Regions from separate parts of the Homo sapiens genome. Here region 1 is linked to region 2. Evidence: read pairs that join two places in POLR2A ChIA-PET (ENCODE). Cell type or tissue: PC-9. All regions are shown on one strand. Each heading gives the region's core, and the rest is flanking DNA. Links, peaks and the distances in the headings are about the cores only. Region 1 has its middle 30 kb from the start of LDLRAP1. Region 2 overlaps MAN1C1 (mannosidase alpha class 1C member 1).

Region 1 (2,906 bases), core at 170-2,669, 67 kb after region 2:
GTTTCCATTCGTTCCAAGAACTACAGCTGAGCTGTGGAATGTCAAGTGAGCATGAAACAGACAATGACAGGCCAAAGTCAAAGACACCCCTCACTGCTGCCCACTACGGACAAGCAGGAACCCACAGACGCACAAGGAAACACACAGGCCTCTCACCCTTGACTCATGTACAGACCTTCAGGTCTACACGCTCCTGGCACATACAGGCCCACGGAGCCAACACAGGCTCACTCATGCACACCCAGAGAAATGATATAGCATGCCCAGAACACTCGCTGCATCAGCCTCTTGCTCGGCTGGCAGGGACCAAGAGACACCAGCCCTCCACATCACACGGGGATACACCAATCTCTGACTCAGGCTACTGCCAGAGGCCCACAGACACCCACAGGGCTCCCGACACACAGATTTGGGACCACCACCAAACCCAGGCAGCTGGCCATGCACACATCCTTTTCTTCAACAAATCTGGAAGCCCCCCGCTCAGACAACAGAGCAGGAGGACATGGGGTTGCCTTTTCAACCTTCCATCTGCCCGCTTGCAAGCCCGGAGGTTGCTCTCTCTTGGGCTTGACCCTGGATGACAGCCTCAGTATCCTAGAGCCTCAGTCTCTGCATTGCCCCTGGCTGTGCAGCCTTCGTGTCCTCGAGACCCCACACTGAGCCCTGCACAGCAGGTCTGAGCCTTGCCACCGCCCTGTGGTCCAGGCCTGCACCTGCTCTGAGCCCATTTCCCAGTCCACCTCCTTCCTCCCTCCTCTCCAGCCTCAGACTTCCTCCTGCCCTTGGCACATTCCAAACTGCAATCCTGGGGCTTTGCGCTTGCTCTTTGCCCTCTCAGGTGCCCTTTCTCTGGGGCCTCCCTACCTCCTCCAGCACTCTGTCCAACTCTGACCACCCCAGGTGCAGCAGCGCTGCCGGCCAGGCCACTCCCCTTCCCCCCACCGCCCTTTTTCCTTTGGAGTGCTTACACCACACCTATTTTTACGTATTTACAAATATTTATACATATTTGGGGGAGCGTCAGCTCCATGAGGATGGGGATTTCTGCTGTTTTGTTTGCTGCCATGTTCCAGACGCCTGGCATGCATCCTGGCATGTGGTGGGCACTCAATCACTGGGCATTGGATGAATGAGCCTGGCTCAGGGAGAGGCAGGAGCAGGCCCCGCCTGTGTGAAATAGCCCCGGGGTGCTGTCCTAGCTTTTCACATCTCGATCAGGTCAGTTCATGGCCTCACATGGCTGTCCTAAGGATTACGTAACGTGTGCAAAGCCTCGGCATAGCTCCCGACATAGGTGTGGCAGCCAGGTTTTCTCCGGGCTAACCTCCCTCAGCTCCTTTTACCCTCCCTGCCCCCCAACAGTGTTGGGGTGGTGGGGTGCCAGGGGGTCTGCTGCATCTCAGCACCATTTCCCTTCCCTTCCCTGTGCCCTCCTGAGCCGCAAGGGCTGATGCCTGCAAACCACCTCTTCCCAACTTCCCTTGCCAGCAGCTTCCGGCCAGCTCTGCCCCGGGATGCAGCCACCGGGACCTACAGGAGCAGCAGCCGCCAGATCCCTGAGCCCCTGCAGGGACCACCTGCACCCTCGCCCTGCCAGGGCTTTTGTGATCTGGTGCTCTTCACTAAATCCCTTCCTACTGGAAACAGCTAGACTGCAACGCTTTCCTCACTAGACAGTAGAGTTTGTTGAGTTTTTCCTGAGGGCATAATGTGGTGGTCTCAACGTGGCGGGGCCTGAGTGTGCACCTGGGTGCATCAGGGGAGCTGGTAAGACACAACTTGTCTCCTCCCCACCTTGGCTACCCTGGGTGGGCCTTACCCCTGGGGAGAAACTGGTCTTCCCCACCCCCATCTGACCTCCCCCCGCCCCGCAAAGCAGCCCCTGTTTGGACTGCACCTTTATCCTATTTAACAGGTGAGGAGACTGAGATACAGGCTACTAAGTTGTTTCTGCGGCTAAAAATCGGCCGTCTGGGATTGAAAGCCAGTCCTGACGGCTGTGGCCCCAGAGGCTGCACTCGGAACTGCAGCTCCATGCCCCCTCTTCTAGGTGTCTGGCCAGCAGCCTGAGCTGCAGATGAGACTTCAGCGTCCTTGAGGGGGACAGTGGAGAGACGGATGATGAGCTGGTGCTCATTACATGCTCAAGAATCCACCAAGGTCCTTTCTCCAGCCTCTTCTTACCAACATCACATCCAGTTCCCTGCAAGCACATGGGCCCCTTCTAGCAAGAGTGGGAGGGACTTCTCTCTCCTTTACTCCAGGTTGATGGAGGACTGGGCATGGAGTCGGTGGAAAATACAGCTCAGATCCCAGCTCTCTTAACTGCCTGTGAGTCCCGGGCAAGTCCTGTGCCCTCTGCAGGTCTCAACTCCCCATTATAAGCTCAGTGGGTGGGCTGGGGAACCATCAGGGGCTCTCCCAGCATTAACATTCTAGAATCTCACTTTGAAGACAGCATGAAAACCAAGATCTTGGTTGGGGCAGAGGGTGGACCACACAACATTTTACCAAACCAGGCTGGGCATGCCATGCCATCGGCTGTGTGTGACGGAGACCCAGAGTGCCTAAGCCCAGTGCACCCAGTGCACACTGGGGAGCTGTCACAGGAAGGGTCTGACAGCCGGCAAAGTGGACTCCCAGGCTGCAGGGACTCCAGCGCTGCCTGCTGAGCCAGGGCTGCCCTTTCTCACAGCTCTCATGGGAGCCAGGCTGTTCTCCCCTCCTGATGAACTGACTCACTGATGGCCACTCTGTGCCAGGTGCTAGGCTGGGCACTGAGGCCATGGGGCAAATCAGACAGGCATGTCCTCAGGGAGCTCCCAGGCTAGCACATGCAGTCGCCAACCATTCTACCCTTCCTTTGATGCCCAGCAGGAATATGCCCCTCTTCTAAGAGCCTG
Region 2 (2,906 bases), core at 172-2,671:
CTGCAGAGTCGGAACCACCTGGGACTGGGTTAGGCTCTTTCACTTCTTCAGTATCTCCTATTTCCTGAGCATCAATCAGTTACTGGATTTTACAGATGACCACCGGCTTTGTTGCCCTCAGGATCTCTGTAAGGCCCTCAGGATCTCTGTAAGGGCAAGGCTGCTTAGCTAATGAGAATAGCAGAGGCAGCCACAGGAGGGAGGGCGATGGCCTGTGGGGAAATCGACTTCGGGACAAGCAAATATTTTCATTTCAGCTGTTTATGTCCTGGCTACTTCCTCAAAAAAGATTTAGGTGGGACAGGCAAATATTGATGCAGCCAAGTAATATTTCCCTACATCCATGCATCTGTATGTGGTTAGAAGTGATTCCAGTACATGCCAAGATTACACAATAAAATTCCTTAAAGCCAGAGACTCGTCTTTGTCTTTCCTTCAGCTCTTGCAACTGAGACTCAATAGATGGTAGGTGTTTTCAATATTTCTCTTAAAGTTTTAATAAATTCATGGCTTATCCGTATCATGTAAACAGTGTCTGCTCTTAACTCTGGAAAACTCAGTTTTGACTCTTGTCTCCAGCTTTTTTCTCACTCAATTTCGGTGCAGGTCTTAATAAATACAGAAAATTTCCAACCTCTTCCATAAGTGGGTCAAAGGGAACTACAGCCAGAAAAGAGATAAGTCGAGGCTAAGACAAAATTGCCATAGGTTCATTCTAAAGATTTTTCAATCCCTGTGCTCAGGCTACACCCAAGACCAATTAAATTTGCATCTGTGATTTAATTGGAGGAACTCAGGCATCAGTATTTACTAAAATGCCCCAGATAATTCCGGACTGCAATAAAGGGTAGATACCCTGGTCTAAAGATTCACAAGACCGGTTCTTTTACATGCCTATCCAGGCTATGACAGTTTCTACGCTCTTCCATTCCAAAGTGAAAACTCTTCCTCTAAGTTATCACCCACTAGCCTTCAAATGATGTCACAGAAAGAACATCACCCTTGGAGTGGGGAGGGGAGGTTTAAGTCTAGGCATCACAATTTAAACTGGTGGGACCTGGGGTTGGTCACATCCCTTTTCAGGGTCTTCAGCCTCTCAGCCATAAAACAGGATGACAGCCCATGCTCTGTATGCCGCAAGGCTGTTGGCTGGATCAGCTAAACTCTTAAGAGGATGTGTGGGCTCTAAGAATACCCCGCGCACTGGGAATTTTTGACCTGATCTGTCCAGGAAGCATTGTTCCAGCCTAGCCCCGACTACCCTTCAAAGCAGACTCCCTGAGGATTCTTACATTTAAAAGACTACAGGCTATACAGAATCCAAAACCCCCTTCTCTAACAGGCAAGTCGACTTCGAGTTCCAGAGCTCACAAACCTGAATCCCGCTCCTATTAGCGCCAAGTTGAACAGCACTTCACTCAGAGCACAGAGAACCTTATCATGCTATAATCTACTCCAGTGCCTAATCACAGAAATGTCTAATGTTGGTCTCCCTTGGCTCGATCTGGATTGATACCTTTCTGGCACCATTTTTAGTTACTCAAGGATCAACAATCAGGCATAGATATCCTAGCATGATTATAGGGAAGTTATTACACAATACCGCCTCTGAGTGTACATTAGTGTGGGGTCTCTACCCCTCACTTAATTATACACACAAAAATGCCAGTATCTGAAACTGCTAGAGAAGTCTCTAGACTGAGCTATTATTCTGCCAAAACATGAACCTTTCTCTACAAAGGGTTTCCTTATAATCTGAAGTAGCAAAATTGATTCTATTTTATAGGCTGTTCTCTAAGGTCCAGTTCTGAAAGGAAGAAACTAAAGTCTTCTTTTTCTTATTGATTCTTATAATTAAAAAACAAGACTACTCCAGAGCTCTGTAAGGTATGTGACAGACATGGAGAATGGCTTCTGGGAGACTTGGAAAGGAGGAAGATTTGCTAATTTAGGTCAAGGAAGTGCAGAAAAACAGAAAAGGTGCTGAAATGTCTTCCCAGGAAATCAGCATTTACTTGGCAAAGTATAGGTTTAACCTCTCAAAAGTTCATTCCAAGAATGAGGATGGGGGAGAGGGATCTTAAGTAAGAGACTTAAAACTTTTATTCAACACCTTCACCCATCCCAAATCAGACAAATGAAATTAAAGGCAGCCTTTGCAATAAAATATGATATTTACTTCACATTGAAATTTTCTGAATGAGGAGAGACAAGAGATCAGACCTCACAGATGGTGCCTTGGAAACTCCTTCAGCTACTTAGCATCCCTCTGATTAGTAATTCAGCAATTTGGCTTATGTGAACGATTCTCTTTTTAAAAACTGTTTTAATGTGAGAATTTACAAACTAAGTTTTAAAAAGCAGTCATTAGGCTTAAGGTAAAAAGCCCAGAGAAAATATTTGACAGGTTATAATATACTGAAATTCAAACTGATAGAGGCTACTAGAACACGACAAATATCAACAAACATTTTCTTCTAACAGCTAAAAGCAGATGAGCAAAAAATACACAAATAACTTGAGATGACATCAGCCAGAAATTAGGAGCCCTTTGGAGAACTGTTGTCTCTCTTCAGGTCATAGTTTCAACACAAAATTATATTTCACTCATCCAATGCCAATTACAAAAAAATAAGTAAGAATCTTTAAATATCTAAATTATGCAAAAACCTGTACACTGAAGTTCATGCATTTGATTCAGGAGTCTTTAGAGATCTACTCAATGTCTGTTTATTTGTACTTTACATATAAGGCCAACAAGCTAGATTAAATAGTTTCCTAGCCAACCGCAGGTTAGAAAATAACAAAGGAAGGGTGGAGAATATAGTAGCCAGAGGCAAGTATTCTGACAGCTACAAGAAGTAACAGCTGACAGCCCAACAAAAAGAGGGGAGAAAAACTGTTTC

Evidence for each region. ChIA-PET counts read pairs that join two places held together with the same protein. Peaks named below come from ENCODE experiments on the same cell type or tissue, not always from the same donor. Only the 100,000 strongest peaks of a DNase experiment are listed, where the experiment ranks them.
Region 1: POLR2A ChIA-PET joins it to region 2 with 8 read pairs; 4 of 35 experiments call an interaction of 5 or more read pairs at or near these places.

What each region holds. Positions count from the first base shown.
Region 1 is chr1:25,572,058-25,574,963 of GRCh38, reverse strand. It overlaps a transcript of LDLRAP1 not described here. Among named protein-coding and RNA genes, the nearest start is that of LDLRAP1, 30 kb to the right of the region's middle. RefSeq lists an enhancer at 120-987. In PC-9, for the core only: CTCF peaks have their summits at 1,768 and 2,025; DNase peaks (open chromatin) are centred at 833 and 1,203; H3K27ac peaks cover 1,698 bases.
Region 2 is chr1:25,639,472-25,642,377 of GRCh38, reverse strand. The region is part of intron 1 of MAN1C1 (mannosidase alpha class 1C member 1); the gene reads right to left. Among named protein-coding and RNA genes, the nearest start is that of MAN1C1, 24 kb to the right of the region's middle. In PC-9, for the core only: no CTCF peak of the experiment used is centred there; no DNase peak of the experiment used is centred there.